2 separate regions of the Homo sapiens genome follow, and region 1 is linked to region 2. The links are chromatin loops, found by intact Hi-C in ENCODE. Cell type or tissue: MCF 10A. All regions are shown on one strand. Links, peaks and the distances in the headings refer to the core of each region. The heading gives the core; the rest is flanking DNA. Region 1 has its middle 34 kb from the start of ABHD17C. Region 2 overlaps ARNT2 (aryl hydrocarbon receptor nuclear translocator 2).

Region 1 (8,797 bases), core at 352-8,351, 200 kb before region 2:
ACAAGGACAGGAAGGATAGTTGCCTTGATTATCATCACATTCCTAGGGCCCAATGCAGCATCTGGCCCTTGACATATGGCCATGGTCTGTGAGTCTTTGGTGCATTGCAGTTTCCCTTCTAACTGGTCATTATAAAAAATGTACTTTTATTTTGTAAAAATAAAATAAAATAAAACAGCATCTTGCTTTGTTGCCCAGGCTAAAGTGCAGTGGCGTGATCGTAGCTCACTGCAGCCTCAGACTTCTGGGCTCGAGCGATCTTCCTCCCTCAGCCTCTCAAGTAGCTGCGACTACAGGAGCTCGTCACTATGCCCTGCTGTGTGTGTGTGTGTGTGTGTGTGTGTGTGTGTGTGTGAGAGAGAGATGGGGTCTTGTTATGTTGCCCAGGCTAGTCTTGAACTCCTGGCCTCTTCATGATATCCTCCCACCATGGCCTCCCAAAGCACTGGGATTACAGGCATGAGCCACCTCTCCTGGCTTAAAGATGTATTTGTAAGGTTTTGTTTTGTTTTTGTTTTTGCCACAGGGTCTCACTCTGTCACCCAGACTGGAGTACAGTGGTGCAATCTTGGTTCACTGCAGCCTCAACTTCCCAGGCTCAAGTGATACTCCCATCTCAGCCCCCTGAGTAGGTGGGGCTACAGGTGCCCACCACCATGCCTGCCTCAGCCTCCCAAAGTGCTGGGATTACAGGCATGAGCCACCTTGCCTGACTTATAGAAGTATTTTAATTCCCATATTCCTCTCTTGAATTCCTATCAGACGAAGTAACCTTATCCTCCTAAGACTGTTTGTACTATACTATATTATATCTCACGTCCACATTATTACCAGTGAAATACACGTTATTATGTAGGCAGTGGAGGTTGCACATATCATTTACAAAATAAGGCTCTTCCTGTAGAAGTCACACCTGTCTTCCATAGCAACTGGTTTCACAAGTCTATCTAGGTGTTTGTCTCCTCCTCTAATTTCAATCTAAAGCCCTTCTGATCTGGACGCCCTATCTCCAGGACACGAATATTAATCTTGACCCTCTTGAGGGACATTCCTTCCCTAGTCATGTGTCAGTTTGCTGTTTCACAGAATGTTGATGTTTCGTGTTGTTGAAGTGTTCCAATATTTGGAGACCCCGATCGTCAGAAATTTCTTCTTTATGTCTAACAAATTGCTCCTGCTTTAATTTTGAAATGGGCACTCCAGGAAGGGAGAGTTCCACACATCTCCCTGATCCCCAGCTCCCACCCCCCACCCCCCATAATCTTACAGTGAAGAATAGAGATCCATGAAGCCCATTCCTTCTTTCATGGCACCCTGCCCTGGAGTCTGATTCTCCCATGTTTACAGAACAACACCAATCATGGGTGACTTGGACACTCCATTTTATGTTTTTATTTTTATTTTTCACAAATTTGTGTATCATACTCATGCAGGGTCCATGCTAATCTTCTCTGTATCATTCCAATTTTTGTATATGTGCTGCTGAAGTGAGCACTATTTTATTCTTTTTAAATCTAATGAGATAAGGTTTATTTTGTTTCCTCGTGTAATTTCAAAAGAATTACTAGTTTATCAAATTTTAAGCAACATATTGTTAGGAAAATAATGTGAAAAGTGTCTTTCTCTTTGCCACATCAAATAAGAAGAAGGGATAGATTTTTTAAAAATCAATAACTTCTGAAAACTTACAGAGGAAAGTCTGAACAAATTCACTTTAGATGACGAAGTCTTTGAAGAATGAGGGGACTGCTCTCAAGATGACAGTGTGAAGAACATGATATAAATGGATGAAATGGAATTCCAGAGAGGTTCCTTTTCTGTGATCCTTCACTATTCTTACCTTGCCAATCTGTAGCCCTGAATAAACACAAGCAGGCCAGGTGCAGTGGCTCACTCCTGTAATCCCTCCCAGCACTTAGGAATGAGGAAGTGGGAGGATCGCTTGAGCCCAGGAGTTCGAGACCAGTGTGAACAACATGTAAAACCCATGTCTCTATAAAACATATTAATGAAAAAAATTAGCTGGCCATGGTGGCGTACACCTGTGGTCCCAGCTACTTGGAAGGCTGAGATGGGAGGAGGATCACCTGAGCCTAGGAGGTTGACACTGAAGTGAGCCGTGATTATACCACTGCACTTCAGCCTGGGTGACAGAGCAACACCCTATCTCAAAATAAATAAAAACACAAACACCTGTCTCCTTTGTTCTTCATCATGGGCTGCTGTGCTTGGCTGTGGAAATTGGTATCTCATTGCACAACATCAGCCGTGCCTTCAATATTGCTCACGAGTCTTCTTACTCATGAGACTTCCTTGTTGATGTCCTGTTCCCAATCAGACCACACCTGTTATCATACACAATTCTGGAGCCACATATACAGAGAGATTGAGACAAGCTGAAGCATGTGCAGAAGCTTAGAAATTCAACCTGTGCCTTGTGAGCAGTTCTTGAAAGAATGTTTGATGTTTAGTTTGAAGAACAGGAGAGCTGATTTCTGAAGTCCAATAGTCATTCAGGAGGTTCCAAGAACTAGAACTTGGACTAATTGGCAAGAATTGCAGAGAGAAGGATTCAAGGGTCAGTACAAGGAGGGACCTTACAAAAGTTCTCCAAAAATAGAATGGGCTCCCTCAGGAGAGAGTTCCCTTCACTGGAGCTGATTATGTCAAAGTCTAATCTGTCACAGGTGGCTGAACTAGAATGCTGGGATCCCTTGTAACCAAGAGGGCCCATTATTCTGTGTTGTAGCTTTCAAATTTATTTTTTAAATGTTTTTTTGTTGCATTATGTACAAGAGATACATCATGATGATTAAAATTGGGCTTTTGCCAGGGAGGAGGATAAGAAGGCAAAAAAAAAAAAAAAAAAGGATAATTACTGCATGGCATTAGAAGTGCCATACTAAAAGGTCGTCTAAGAGCACAAAAGAGGAAGTGACTACTGAAGAAGTCAGAGGCTTTTCATGAAGGAGGTGAGTTTTAAGCCCAATCTTGTAGAATTGAGCCAATGTGTCCATAATCAAGAAGGAGCAAGTACAGTCATTTTGGAAAATAATGTGGAGGTTCCTCAAAAAACCAAAAATAGAATTACCATATGACTCAGCAACTCTGTTTCTGGGTATATATCCAAAGGAATTGGAATTGGAACATCTAAGACATCTGCACACCTCTGTTTATTTCAGCATTATTCACAACAGCCAAGATAGGAAGCAACCTAACTGTTTAGCAGTGGATGAATGAATAAAGAAAATGTGGTATATACACACGCAATGGAATACTATATACAACCTTTAAAAAACAAGGAATGTCTGTCATTTGAGACAACACAAATGGAATCAGAGGACATCATGTTAAGTGAAATGAGCCTGGCACAGAAAAACAAATAATGTATCATCTCACTTATATGTGGAATCTAAAAAAGTTCAATCACATGCAAATGGAGAGTAGAAAGAAGGGTGGGTACCAGAGGCTTCACAGAGAAGGAGGGATAGAGAAAGGGGAGTTGTTAGTCAAAGGGTACAAACTTTCATTTAGACTACAGATAAGAAATAACATAGTGATCTACTGAATTGCATGGTGACTATAGTTAATAACAACATATATTTCAGGACCAGGCACGGTAGCTCATACCTGTAATCCCAGCACTTTGAGAGGCCAATGTGGGTGGATTGCTTGAGCTCAGGAGTTCAAGACCAGCCTGGACAGCATGGTGAAACTCCACCTCTGCCAAATATACCACAAATTAGCCAGGCATGGTGGCACATGACTTTGGTCCCAGCTACTTGGGAGGCTGAGGTGAGAGGATCACTTGAGCCTGGGAGACCAAGGCTGCAGTGAGCTGAGATCGTACCACTGCACTCCAGTCTGGGTCTCAGAGTGAGACCTCATGTCAAAAAACAAAAAAAAAAAAGTCAAATAAAATAAAAAAAATATTAAAAAAGAAATAATAATGTATATTTCAAAACTGCTAAAAGTATAGATGTTTAATATTCTCACCACAAAAAAGTGATAAGTTGGTAAAGTGATTGATATGTTAATGAGCTAGATTAATCTCTACAATGCATACATTGGAGATCAAAGCATTACATTGTACTCCACAAAAATACACAATTACTTGTTAATTATAACTAATAAATTAGTAGAAGGAAGAGCCATAAGCAAAAGTACAGGAGAATTAGATGTGCATGTTGTGTGTAGCCTAATGAATATAAATGGCTTTAAATGACACTGCACCTTTGCTTTCCAACAAAAGTTAAACTTTCATTTCCCCTGATTCAATCAGCAGACTTTTACTGAGCACTTATACTGTATACGATATTGGGAGGTGAGAAGCTTTAAAGCTTTAAAAGTAATCTAAGACCCGATTTTTAACAACCTTATAAGAGCTTAAGCTCATGATGCCTTATGTTTGTTATGAGACCACAAGAAATTCTTGAAGACTTGAAGCCCAGGGATGAAAAGATTAAATAGGTGTTGTAGAAAGTTGTGATGTCTTGTATGAGGTGGTGCGGACTTCAGAGCCCTTGAGGTTAGGAGACTTCTGACCTGGTGTAGCGAAGCTGGAAATAGGGAGGAAGGGATGGAGTCAATAATTATTTCAGAAGTAGATATGACAAAACTGAAATATGGGAATGGTGAGGAAGCAGGATCAGTTGAACATGACTCAGAAATTTCTGGTTAGAGTACTGAGTGGAAGATGAAAACATTGCAGGAACACGAGATGATGAAGAGTCTGATTTTAAATGTGTCAATTTAGAGGTGCCCAGGGACATCCAGTTGGGACAATCTGATGATTCTCAGAAATATGGGCCTAGAGCCCAGGAGAGAGAAATGGAGGCTGATAATAACAAGGTGGAGTCACTGTAAATCAATCATCTCTGCCCTGGATGCCTTCCCTCCTTTCCTCTGGAAATAGAGCCTCCTTTATTCCAGGAACAGCTCCTCTATCCTACCTCACAGTCCCCACCATGAGGCTCTCTTTGGAACTGCCAAGTTCCTCCATCACCACATTCCCTGGCCACTGTTGCCTGATCCAGAGGCAGGTGTCTGACTCAAGAGAAGCTAAGTATGATTGCTTCATGGGGATGTTTTTAAAATTTAAACATCCAGCATGTACAAAAGTCTACAGAATAGCATAATGTTCAGTGTGTTGTCCTGGGTCTTAAAAAAACAAACAAACAGAATAGCATAACAGACTCCCATCTGTGTAATACCCAGCTTCAACAATGATTCATTGACCTATCTTGGTTCAGCCATACATCCATCTTTTTCCTCCGTCGTCATATTATTTTGAAGCAGTTACCAAAAATCTGGGATTTCACTCTCTGGTATTGGAAGGTGTAGGATGTAAATAGACAGGAGTGGTTTGCAGCCATGCTTCTCTCATGTTGAAAAAGCCAGTCTAAAGGAAGAAAAGATGAAACTGACATAAAGAAAAAAATAGGAAGAAAGAGTTCTGGAAGCTTTTGAGTCTGTGGTTCCCAATGTTCCAGAGTCCTCTCCACAGTTTGATTGTTCACATCTGTAGATTCTCTGAGCCCAAAATCTTCCTTCCAGCTTTAACTAGGTTGAGTAGGATATCAGTCCCTTACTACCAGGCATTCTGACTAATACATATCAGTATTCACCTAATGATTGAAGCCATCCTGGGAGGTCGTTCTCTCTTGTAAAAACAGCTTCCCTCCCCTCTGAATGTCCAAATCCTTTAACACAAAGGTCACCTCCTTCATGGCAATTTCCCTAATCCTAGTAGCAGGAAGTGGCCTCTCCTATTCCTGAATCACAGGGCACCTTATCTACACACCCTCATGGTGTGCCCTGTGTTCTCTTATTTTACAGCCATTTGGGTGCATGTGCTAGCTTTTTGCTACAAACTGTAAGCCTCTTGAAAACATACAAAAAGACTTGAAGTGGTTTTTTTTTTTATTTCTCATCTCACCTCTCAACATCATATACAGTATAAGTTCTTGGTAAAAGTCTGCTGATTGAATGAGGGGGAAAAAGTTGAACTTTTGTTGTTAAATAAAGGTGCATTTAAAGGTTGAGAGAAATGCATGGAAAGAGATTCAGGGCAATTTCCCTAGTCTTCTTACATCAATTCTGTGCAATAGAAAGGGAGTGTATAATAATCATTCAGAAATACAGTCATAATAAAACCAAGAAAGCAGCACCCTAATTATATAATATTAATTTAATGAAAACATAATGGCTACCAATATGAAACCATGGTTACTGCCTTTTTCAATAAACTCCATAATGAAAATGTACTGGACTATATTTTATTTCACCTAAAAGGAGTATGCTATGCTTTAGAGTTCTCAAGCTTTATCATGCACTGGAATCATCTGGAAGATCCTGTTAAAAGGTAGGTTCTGATTCAGTAGGTCTGGGGTGGGTTTGAGAAGATGGCTTTCTGACAAGGCGAGCTCCCCAGTGATGCTGATACTATGAGTCCATGGGCCACACTTTGAGGAACAAGAATGTATACCAGTGATTCCCAAAAGTGGCTGCCCAGTGACGCCATCACGGAGCTTCAGAAACTAATGACGCCTGTGTCCCACCCCAGATCTTGTGATTTAATTCATCTAGGGTGTGGCTAGACTTTGGAAATTTTAAAGATCTCCAAGTGATTTGAATATACAGACAAGTTTGGGAATTACTGCTCTGTTCATTACAGAATTAGACTCTGAATGGCCAGATCTGGGTTCCACCTCTGCTACTTTCAGACTGGCTGGGTTATCTTGGGAAAATCAGTTCATATCTCTGATCTTCAGTTTCTGATCTCCAACAGGGAGGTCATAAATCCATTGATCACATTTTCAAGAAACAAACTAGAGAAGGTGTAGGGGGATTTTTGTAGCCTCTAAAGTTCTGCGTGGATATGAAGAATTACTGGGAATGAGTCTGGATCAGAACTCTCCAATATGATAGCCGCTAGCCACATTCAACTATTAAGCTCTTGAAAGGTGGCTAGGATAAAATGTGGAAAATATTTAAGCCAGGCGTGGTGGCTCATGTCTGTAGTCCCAGCTACTCAGGAGGCTAAGATGGGAGGTTCTCTTGAGTCCAGGAATTCAAGGCTACAGTGAGCAATGACTGCCCCACAGCACGCCAGCCTGGGAGGCAGAGCAAGACTCCTGTCTCTAAAAAAATTTAAAAATAAAGGGGAAAAAAGAAAACATTTTAGATATCTTGGATTAAATATATTAAAATTGGCCAGGCACGGTGGCTCACACCTGTAATCGCAGCACTTTGGGAGGCCAAGGCGGGTAGATCGCCTGAGGTCAGGAGTTTGAGACCAGCCTGGCCAACATGGTAAAGCCCCATCTTTACTAAAAATACAAAAATTAGTAGGACACGGTGGCACGCACCTGTAGTCCCAGCTACAAGGGAGGCTGAGGCTGGGTAATCCCTTGAACTTGGGAGGTGGAGGTTGCAGTGAGCCAAGATTGCACCACTGCACTCCAGCCTGGGTGACAGAGTAAGACTCCTTCCCCAAAAAAAAAAAAAAAAATTAAAATTGACTTCACCTCTTTCCCTCTCCCTATTTATTTACTTAGTTTTTTTCAATCCTGCTCCTTCTGTAAGTTTTTGTTTGTTTGTTTGTTTGTTTAAGAGACAGGGCCTTGCTCTGTCACCCAGGCTGGAGTGCAGTGGTGTGATATTGGCTCACTGCAGCCTCAATTTCCTGGGCTTAAGCGATACCCTACCCTAGCCTTCTGAGTAGCTGGGACTACAGACACATGCCTGAACACCTGGCTGCCTGGCTTCCACCTGTTTGTTTGTTTGTTTGTTTGTTTGTTTGTTTTTGCAATGTGGCTATTAGCAAATGTAAACTTATATATGTGGCTCACCTTGTGTTTCTATTCAACAGTGCTGGCCTAGACTTTTTAAAGAAATGGCAGATGGCAAAAAAATTAACTTTACATTCCCAACTGCTAACACAGGAATTCTAAGTTCCTCCTAAATCCAATACAAATAAATGTTGAAAAGAATATCCTAGATGAATGAGCTATTTCAATGTGCTGTCAGTCATTAAACGGAAACATTCTTAGGATCAGGGTGGGATACACATAATATTACATACCTGGAGGTAGAGCTCAAAGGAAAGGTACACTCTATTTACAAAGGAGAAAAGAGATGGGCCATCACTGAAAACAGATGTTGTATGGAAAAAAAAAATACTAGTTTTGAGGCGGGGGGGAACAGCAAAAAAAGAGCAATCAGGAACTAATGTCTCCACCTCTCATTTTCTTGCCCATGTGCCTCCCGAGCCTTATCACAGTCCCACAAGAGAGACTGAATTCCAATGGCTGGGACTTCTTGGCCAGAGCCCAGAGCAGTAGAGAATTCTGATCTAGATTCGGGATGTGATACAACCAGCCTTGCCACTTGCAGCATGTGATTGCTTGTATTAGTGCATTTTCATGCTGCTGATAAAGACATACCCAAGACTAGGGCAATTTTACAAAAGAAAGAGGTTTAATGGACTCACAGTTCCACATGGCTGGGGAGGCCTCACAATCATGGCAGAAGGTGAAAGGCATGTCTCACATGGTGGCAGACAAGAGAAGAGAATGAGAGCCAAGTGAAAGGGGTTTCCCCTTATAAAACCATCAGATCTCATGAGACTTATTCACTACCATAAGAGCAGTATGAGGGAAACTGCCCCCATGATTCAATGATCTCCCACTGGGTCCCTCCTACAACACATGGGAATTATGGGAGCTACAATTCAAGATGAGATTTGGGTGGGGACCCAGCCAAACCATATCACTGCTGTAATTAATCCACTGTA
Region 2 (8,797 bases), core at 632-8,631:
GGAAGCCACGAGAATTAATCCCTCCACTTCTGATGCACCCACAGCCTCGCACTTGGCCTCACCTGCAGCTCCTTCCTTCTGCCTTGGAGCATGAGTACTCCCTTCTGTGGGGCAGAGCTCTCTCCTCCTCCTCTGGACCCATCTCTCCCCAGCGTCACTCCTGAGTCTTCCAAATCTCTGGCTATCCCCATTACTTCTCCTCCTCACATGGATGTACTCATCCTTAAAAAGTACCCCTCCCGGAGCCCCTTCCTTTTTGATCTACATCCAAACTGCTCAAAGAGTTGTTCTCACGCATCTTCATGTCTTCATCTCCCCATCAGTCCTCAGCCCACTGCAGTCTGGCTTCTGTCCCCCGGGTCCCCGTGACTTTGTGTGGGGGGAAGGAAACTTCGAATGTAGGCAGAGCCATGTTCTGCATATCACAGCTCCCCGAATGGCATGAATCCCATGTGTGAGAAAGAGCTGAGGCCTTGGGATGTGGTGGAGCGGGCCTGAGAACATTTATGGCACTGGCAGGCGGGATCCTGGAATGCCTATGCACGTATGGGCGTGTGCATGTGCGTGCTTGTGTGTGCACCTGAGGTCACACAGCAGTGGCAGCTTCACATCTACTACTTTGTTGCATCTAAGGCCTGCTGTGATGGGCCTGGCTGTGCTAAAGTAGGAACCATATCAAATTCCTATAATTGAGCTGCTTTGTGACTGTGACCACACTTCCCAAATCAAAAATTGAGACATGAGGTCTCATGATAGGCAGGACATTTAAACTGGGAAGCCCCCTTGCAAAAAGCTGGAAAAGCTGATGGCACACACACAGGAGACAGAAACCATGGCACAGCACCCTGCCTAGATTCTGAGTCAGCAAACTACGGTGGGTGCTGGCTCACAAGGCAGCCTCTATCTCTTCCAGGGCCTCACATGAAGGGGCTTCTGTTGCCTGATTGTAAGAAGAGAAAAAGCCAACAGGAGAGGCACTGGGGTGTTCCATGCCAATTGGAAGCAGATTCTCCACTCCTCCCCTGGACAGCAGCCACAGTCACTGCAAAGTGGAGGGATGAGGGTGGACTCAGTCGTCTCTCCCAGTGCTGAGAAGCTCAGATGCAACCATGGGCCCATTCACTGAGGGCCCAGCAGCTAAGCCTAGGTGACCTCTGGGCCTCTGCGGTCCTACAAACTCATTCCTATTAGTAACAGCATATGCTGGAAACACATCCTATCTTCCTTATTTTTCATGGGGGAAATGATATGGTTCACAGATGCCTGGGTTTGAACCTTGACTGTATAAAAACGGACTCACAGACACGGTCATGAGATAGTTACCCAGAGTGTAGAGTTTCTGTTTCTTAATGATCGGGCCTAATACAATGAGCTCTTTGTACCCCTGCACTATTATTTCATCACTGACACTGATCTTTTCAATGTCAAACAAACGTCACTCCTCATCTCTCTTCCTCTTTATGTTTTGAGGCCCCAGGAATCATCATTTCCTAAGGTTAGCATGCTATGGAATGTTATCTCAAGGGGAATTTTGACACGGAGGAACCAAAGTCATTGTTCCTTCATAGAGGGAGGCTGTGTACAGCGAGAGCAAACTGGGGCAGGGAGATATGTGCCCTTGTTTCCATTTCAGCAAGAAAGCACACCCTGCTATTAAAGTGTATCCCAAGAAATGGGTGGATGTCCAAGCTGCCATTCTGTCTGCACCGAGGGAAAACAATACATGCTTTTGTTATTGAAACTCATGTCCTGTTTTGATTCGAAACTCCAAGGTCATTAGTGACCAAAATGTTCTCCATCTCCTCTCTACTGTTTCAACCAAAGCAGAAGCTGAAAGACGGAAGGAAAAGATTTTGGGGACGAAAGTGTATGGCATGATGCGAGTTTACTATGGACTTGGAGACTCTGGGAATCCCTGGGAAGTAAGGAGATGCATGTCCCTGTTGGACTGGTGGAAAAGTGTGTGGAACTCACAATCGCAATGCAGTTTGTAAAAGGAATCATCACCAAAAATGGCTACCATGAGGGGAGAAAACTAGGGTAACTCAGGGGGCCCAGAACTCAATATGCATGTGGTTCCTCCAAAAACAACTGAGGCCATCAGTCCAAACTATGGAGCATGGATACAGAAGAAAAGCAACCGTCACCCATGGCAAGTTTTCAAGTCCATCAATGACCAAGAATTAGGAAGGCTTGGAGGCTTGGCTAGTGGAGAGGAATGTCAAGGCAGGCCCTTCCTTAGGTAAGTGGGTACAGATGTGAATTTTGCTAAGAATGATGGAATGATTTGTGCCTTCCTGTCAACACTGCCAAACTTCCTACCATATCTTAAACAAAATGGAAAAAAAAAAAAGACACAGTCATGGGGTTGGGCCTGCCTTATCCTTCACGTATGCAATGTGTATAACCCATGGACATTCATGATCCAGCAAACTTTCCATGAGGTGGTCTGCACTCAGGACGGCCCCGCAGAGCCCAGATAAAGATGCTGTCACGTGGCCAGGGGGCAATACAGTTCTTAGGAGCTGAAAACCCAGTTTTCTATCCTGCATCCAGAACACAGCTGCCTGGTTTCTCATATCTCTTCTTATTTTCCATGGTAGCAATAAAAGACTTATCTTGACAGTTTTTTCTAAACTTGAACTCTAGGGCTTTTCAGGAAGAATGAATTCCTCTGTTTGCTTTATAAGCAATGAATATTAATTTTAATAGATTCCTTTTTAAAAGACATAGGAATTTTTAAAAATACTTTTTAAAAAGCCCTATTGTCTTTTTAAAATGAATCCTTAAAATTGACATTAATTTCTTATAAAGCAAACAGAGTTAATAACTTATTACTTACCTTTTGATCATCTCTGCTGGGATGTGGCAGGGTCGCTAATAGCTAGCTGCCACTGGGCCAAATACTGCCACAGAGTGAGGGACCAGTCAAACTGCAGGCAATGGCTTTTGCAATGACAAAAGACGTTACATTCTTGTATCTTTCTAAGGTGAATGCTGGCTATTGCCTTCTTTAAGTCTAAGGAAAATAAAATAAACTTACCTTGAAAATTTACTGGGGCCTTCACCATCTTCATCATCGAAGTCCATTCTGAAAAGTCAAGATCACAAGTGAGCACTGATTATTAGGAGAACATTTTAACTGGTAACAGGAGCTGCTGGAACAAAAGGAGCTTTATTCACTAGGACTGCTATCCATTGATCCCAACCTTTGGCAGTGCTACAAGCAATATCTCTACACAGTCATCAAACGGGTTCAAGACAAGAAGAGGCAAAATGAAAGGTCTTCAGTCTAAGCACCACTAATTCTATGGCTGGGAATATTTAAGTATCAACTAGTCCCCTCCAGAACTCTATATGCCATTCCCTTCTTAGAACTCTTAGCAGACAATGGATTGCTCTGGCTATGATGGAAAGGTGTCTCTTCCTTTTCTCTCACCATCTTTGGGAATACCTGCACCCCTCTGCATCACCTATTCCACATTAAGACTTTTTTCTTAGTTTATCTTGTGGTATATTAAGAGCCTAAAAAGGCTCACGGGATTTTGAAAACAGAAGTTTTCAGGGTGAAGGGATCACAAGGGAAAGAGAAATACTACCGGTTGTACTGCTTAAAAATGTGGCTGGTCTTGATGAGTCAAAGTGAAAAGGACATTTAAGACTTTGCCCTATTAAATCCAGGACCACAAACATGGCTGTTGAGGGGAAAATGGCTGTTTGGGGCTCAAGCTACTCAAATCAGCTGTGCTTGTGGAAACTCACCAAGTAGTTATTCAGATTCACCCTTTACTGGGCCTCTCAGTGTAAACATAAGACAAAAAGACTTGATAGATATTTGTTGAACTAATACCTCAAACTCTTCTCAAAAAATCATGTCTCTGTAATGGTAATTCACACAATTCCTAAACATGTTAGGGCAGAGGGGGTACTTAATTGGTGTCAAGTGTACCCAGAGTCCTTGGGGAAACAAAATGAAAAATGATACAGATGTCTGAGCTTTCCTGGACATCCACGTGAGTGGAGCTCCTTGGAGAGAATGTCTCAGAGTCCCTGCATTCCCCATCTTGTTCTTTGTAGTCCTGGTGGACTGGATGAGGCACAGTTCCCATGGAATTCAAGGAGAAGGAAGGCCAGCCTGCCTGGCAGCCTGGCTTGAGAAACTCCTTGCCTGAACAGCTCAGTATCAGAATGGAGTGTGTATTAAATGACCACTGCTACAGATTCTAGAGCTGCTGGCCTCCCAGTAAGGGTGACCCATACCCTCAGGCTCTAAGGGCAGGGCTTCAGTGGCTAATGAGTGACTTGGAGAAGGCACAGGACACCCAGGTTACCAGGAAATGGCAGATTACACAGGGCGAGCCATCCTTGCATGGGCACACCCAAGAAGCTCCCAACAAGACAAATCCTAGTCTCTAGGGGTTTAGGTGCAAACTGAGGGACCTAGGGACTGGAATTAGGTAAGGCAAAGAAGTATTTTCTTCTTAAAATTAGTATCTTTTGTTTTTGTTTTGTTTTATGTACTGCGTAGCCAAAGTCCTAATCTTGGCCTTATTTTGTTTGGAATGACCTGACGGGATCCCCTGCTAATTTGGAATCTCTGGTTCTCGGACACAAGGGTTATACTAACAGTATAAGAACAAAAGGAGTTACATAACTGGAAAAGATGACAGTAATGATAACAGAAATACCTACGCACAAAAAGAAGAGGAGATGGGGTAGAACAGTGATAAGAAAAAAAAAAAGTACAGTTAAAGGGCCTTACAGACACCACTAAGAGAGACAGACACACACCTCTGCAAGGTAGTTTGGGAAACCAGGCACCGGGCAGCAGCTTTAGAGTTGCCGATGTTGTGGACAAGTGGGAGCTGAATGCAAGACTTTCTAAACGAATCAAAGCTATCAATATTCTGCATAATTACTAAGCCATCACCCCACCTTTCTCGGAAAATTACATCGCGAAGGTAAGCACCAAAAATGCTGTAACCAAATTCACCCGGTGTTCTGCAGAGCCGCAGAACCACGCTGCCACCTAGTGTTCACCATGGGGAAGAGCGATTTTGCCGTCCACATGAAGGTTATTTAACACCCCGTGCGTGCTGTCAAAAACATTTCAGCGTTAAGAAAAAGAAATAGCAGTTTCAACATTCCAAAGAACTCATGCAAGCATTTAACAAAACCACAAGTGGGTGTGAGACATACAGTTATCTTTAAAATTCCTTTTAGCTCAAGTTGGTATGAGTGTGATTGTCAGTACTCCTGCAAAATGCAATTTATAAGCCAGCCCTCTGTCCTCAGCCTTCATGATCTTCGGGGTGTTTAGGGTGACCAACCATCCTGATTTTCTCAGTATAGGAGTGGAGATACCTGGGATCTAGGACTTCAGTGCTAAAACTGGAAAAGTCCTGGACACACCAGGATGGTTGGTCACTTTTGTTTTTGCAAAGAGTTCTGTTCTTTACCCAGCCCTTTGTGGGACCAGACAGATAAGGAAGTGAGCCCCATGGTAAATAATACCACGCTGGCCAGGTCAGCTGTGGCTCAATCAAGCAGAGGGTATGAGAAAGAGATGGCCTTGCTCCAGAGCCAGAGTCTTCTGAAGTCCGCCGGGAACTTGGGAACCAGCATTTGTCTGGGAAAATTAGGGACCCAGATCCTGTGCCTCACACCTGTGCATGTGTACAGCCATCAGCTCTAGGAATTCGGAGGCGAACCAGGAGGTAAATCAGGACACAAATGTTTAAATACTCAGGATGACTCAATCCACCCGAAAACAGTCTCACTGGCTCATCAGCAACATGGAAAACAATGCAACCCTGGAGGACACAAAGGATCTTTTAGAGCCACACCTGCCAAGATGCTGCTGCTTTGGACTGCTATCACCATCTTGGATTCTCTACTTTACATAGGACTACCATAAGCTGTGCCTATTTCTTTTCTATAAGTCTAAGTAAATCATCCTTTGTTTTATATCTTGTATGTGTCTCTATTACACAGCAGCATCTGGATAATAAAGGAGAGAAATCAAAATATGACTTTTAAGTCCTATTGTACTCACTTTAATTCAACACAGTGAATGGATGATAGAAGAGTCTTCAAAAAGGGGGCTGAAAATGCATTTTACTGTACTTTTCCGTCGATGAGCCTGAATGCCTGCCTCGACAGAAAGCCATGATAAGCATTTCTGAACTTGCAGTTAGTTGTGAGTGAAGTGAAGCTCCCTGACGGTGACTGTAATCATAATAATGCTTCATCAAATACGAGCCTCTAAACAGAAGTCACTTATGCTCTAGTGAGATAAAAGGGCTGGTCCCACAGTGACAGTAAAGGAGTGATCCTGGGCCAACCCAAAGCTTCTGCAACAAGTGAAGTGTCAAGGGCTGCTGGAAAATGCTCCTCCTTCAGAGCCTGGACTGGCCAGCCCAGACTGCAGCAATGCTAGCACATAAAAGTTCACCAAGAGAAACAGCTGCTTACATAAATATACCTGCAATTTGACCACATTCCAGCAGCTCCCAGGGTTACCTTAGAGGGAGATGGCTACAAGTAACTTGAAAATAGTCCATTGGCTATAAGTAACTTGAAAATAGTTTTTCCTCAGTGATGCTATTTTAGAAGCCCAGCATCGGACTCCAAGTGGAAAGGGACTGACACATCCCTGCCCTCAGCCTCCACCCTCCAACCCATCAAAAGCTGGCTTTGAGATGGGCACAAACCCTAACTAGCCACTGCTGCTTCCCCCAACTGAATTTGCCCCAGTGAAGCCCCCCACCCCTCACCACCCTGTCACTGAGATCAGGGAGGTTACTACAAACATGCATTCCAGGTGACTTGCTTCAGCTCATTTCTCCCACGCATGTGGAATCACTTTTGAAAGAATCTGGGACTTTGGAACCTCCACCTTGAGTCCCAAATGCTGGGAGAGCAGGCAGCTCGCTAAGACACTTACTGATGAAGGCTGTCAGGGAAATGGGAAGAAAGTTAAACCATGAAGATCCACAGTGCTAGGCCCGGCGGGAGGCCTGGAGGATCCCAACTGCAAGACATTGGTTCTAATTGGCTTTGGAACACTAGGGTGGGAAGGGGGGTTATCCTGGAAATTTGGGATACTTCCCTCCATCAGAATAATCAGGTCAGAGTGGGAAGACCTAGGCAAGGAATGGGGGTGTGGGAAGGTCCTTGCCAATGCCACTACCCCCTTCCACCACCCCCATTCCTCCTCTCTCTTCTTTCCCCTCTCTCTCTGAGTCTCTCCACCATGTCCCACATTCTCAGATGGAAAAGGGAGGTGGAAGAACACCATGCCATCAGTAGGGAGGGCAGTGGGAAATGCGTGCCATGGCACAGGAGCAGGGGCCTGCCATGGGGTTACCTGCATTTCGATGAGAGTGAGTGACTTCCATCAGGGTCTCCTTTGTACTTAGTTAAGTGTTTAGGCTGTGGTTGAAGGAGCTATTATCATGAGCTTCTAGAACAGCGGAGGCCTCAGTCATAGAATTTCAGCAAAACATGTAAAAACGTCAGATGCAAGAATTACTATGGAAACGGCCCTGTAAAAATGGAGGTTTCTTTGCTTAGACACAGGATACATCTCTAAGCCATTGAGGCTTGGCAAGTGGAATCATGGTTTGTGTGCCCCCTCCCTCCGGCAGGGAAAAGGAAGTAGGAGTGAGGATGGTGGAGGACAAGCACCCTAGAGAGGTCAAGCCCATTGATTTGCCTTCCACAGGTCCTGCCCTTGCCCCTGGGTGATTTGTCAGCAATTGCTGCTCATCCTCCTTCCTCTCTCATTGCTTTTCTTGATGTTTCATTCCCTTGGCTTTAAGTGGAACTCCATGCTAGGCTCTGTCTCTGCCTGCTCAGGATCCACATCTGCCTCCAGTGCCACGCTGTGTGTGTGACCCGGGAAGGAAAGCACAGTGGTGCAGGACTTCTTCAGAAATGGGACTGAAGCTAGATGCAGTGGCTCATGCCTGTCGTCCCAACACTTTGGGAGGCCAAGGTGTGAGGATTGCTTGAGGCCAGGAGTTCAAGACCACCCTGGGCCACAGAGCGAGACCCTGTCTCTAAAAATAAAATAAAAAGAAATGGGACTGGGTCCCCAGTCAAATCATCAGCTCGGGGAGCAACCACAAATCAGGGTGTGGACACCAGGCTGGGGTCAGAAACATGGAGGCCGAGGAGGGAAGCAGCCTCGGCTCACCGCAGCCCAGGCCCTACGGGAGGGGAAGAGGAAACTCCTGGCAGAGGCTCAGAGGCGACTTCCCAGCACAGAGACGGTTTCTGGTCCTGTAAGTACTAGGCTGGGCCTGAGCATCTCTGCCTGGACTTGGTCCTGACTCAGCCCACCTCCCTCCTCACAGAGCCCTGTGCTGGCCTCTTCTGGAAAAGGACTTGGGCAAGCAATGGGGCTCTGTCCTCAGGGAATGCGAGTTAGAGTGCACATAGACATTTAAAATAATTTTAAAAGGCCTGGAATTGTAAAAAAAATCAATTAAGTTGACACCTCTTGTCTTCTTTTAGCAACTGCTGAGTTTAGCACCTAGTTAGCAAGAATGGCTGGTTGAAATCGGATGGCTGGGTTTGCAGGAAGCCCCAGCGGTGAGCCACATCATTTATTACAGAGTTGATCTGTGGAGCTTTGCCCCAGGCACCAACACTGCTCATTATAGCTCTGCTGGTTCTGCTGTAAAGATGGTGGCAGCTGCAGAGAGAGAAGTGGCTGTATCAGCACCCAGCGAGTGCAAGTGAGCGTGCTGAATACAGGGAAAGCTGGCATAACCACTGAGCTCTGCTGCTG

The links. Peaks named below come from ENCODE experiments on the same cell type or tissue, not always from the same donor. Only the 100,000 strongest peaks of a DNase experiment are listed, where the experiment ranks them.
Region 1: a loop joins it to region 2, with 17 times the contacts of the local background. A loop is called at or near these places in 3 of 110 quality-filtered maps.

Annotation. Positions count from the first base shown.
Region 1 is chr15:80,656,470-80,665,266 of GRCh38, reverse strand. It overlaps the pseudogene RNU6-380P. Among named protein-coding and RNA genes, the nearest start is that of ABHD17C, 34 kb to the left of the region's middle. In MCF 10A, for the core only: a CTCF peak has its summit at 4,973; DNase peaks (open chromatin) are centred at 2,316 and 4,976.
Region 2 is chr15:80,452,223-80,461,019 of GRCh38, reverse strand. ARNT2 (aryl hydrocarbon receptor nuclear translocator 2) reads right to left here. Exons shown (of 19, transcript NM_014862.4): 3 at 3,044-3,091. Among named protein-coding and RNA genes, the nearest start is that of ARNT2, 52 kb to the right of the region's middle. In MCF 10A, for the core only: a CTCF peak has its summit at 5,029 (motif pointing left); a DNase peak (open chromatin) is centred at 5,059.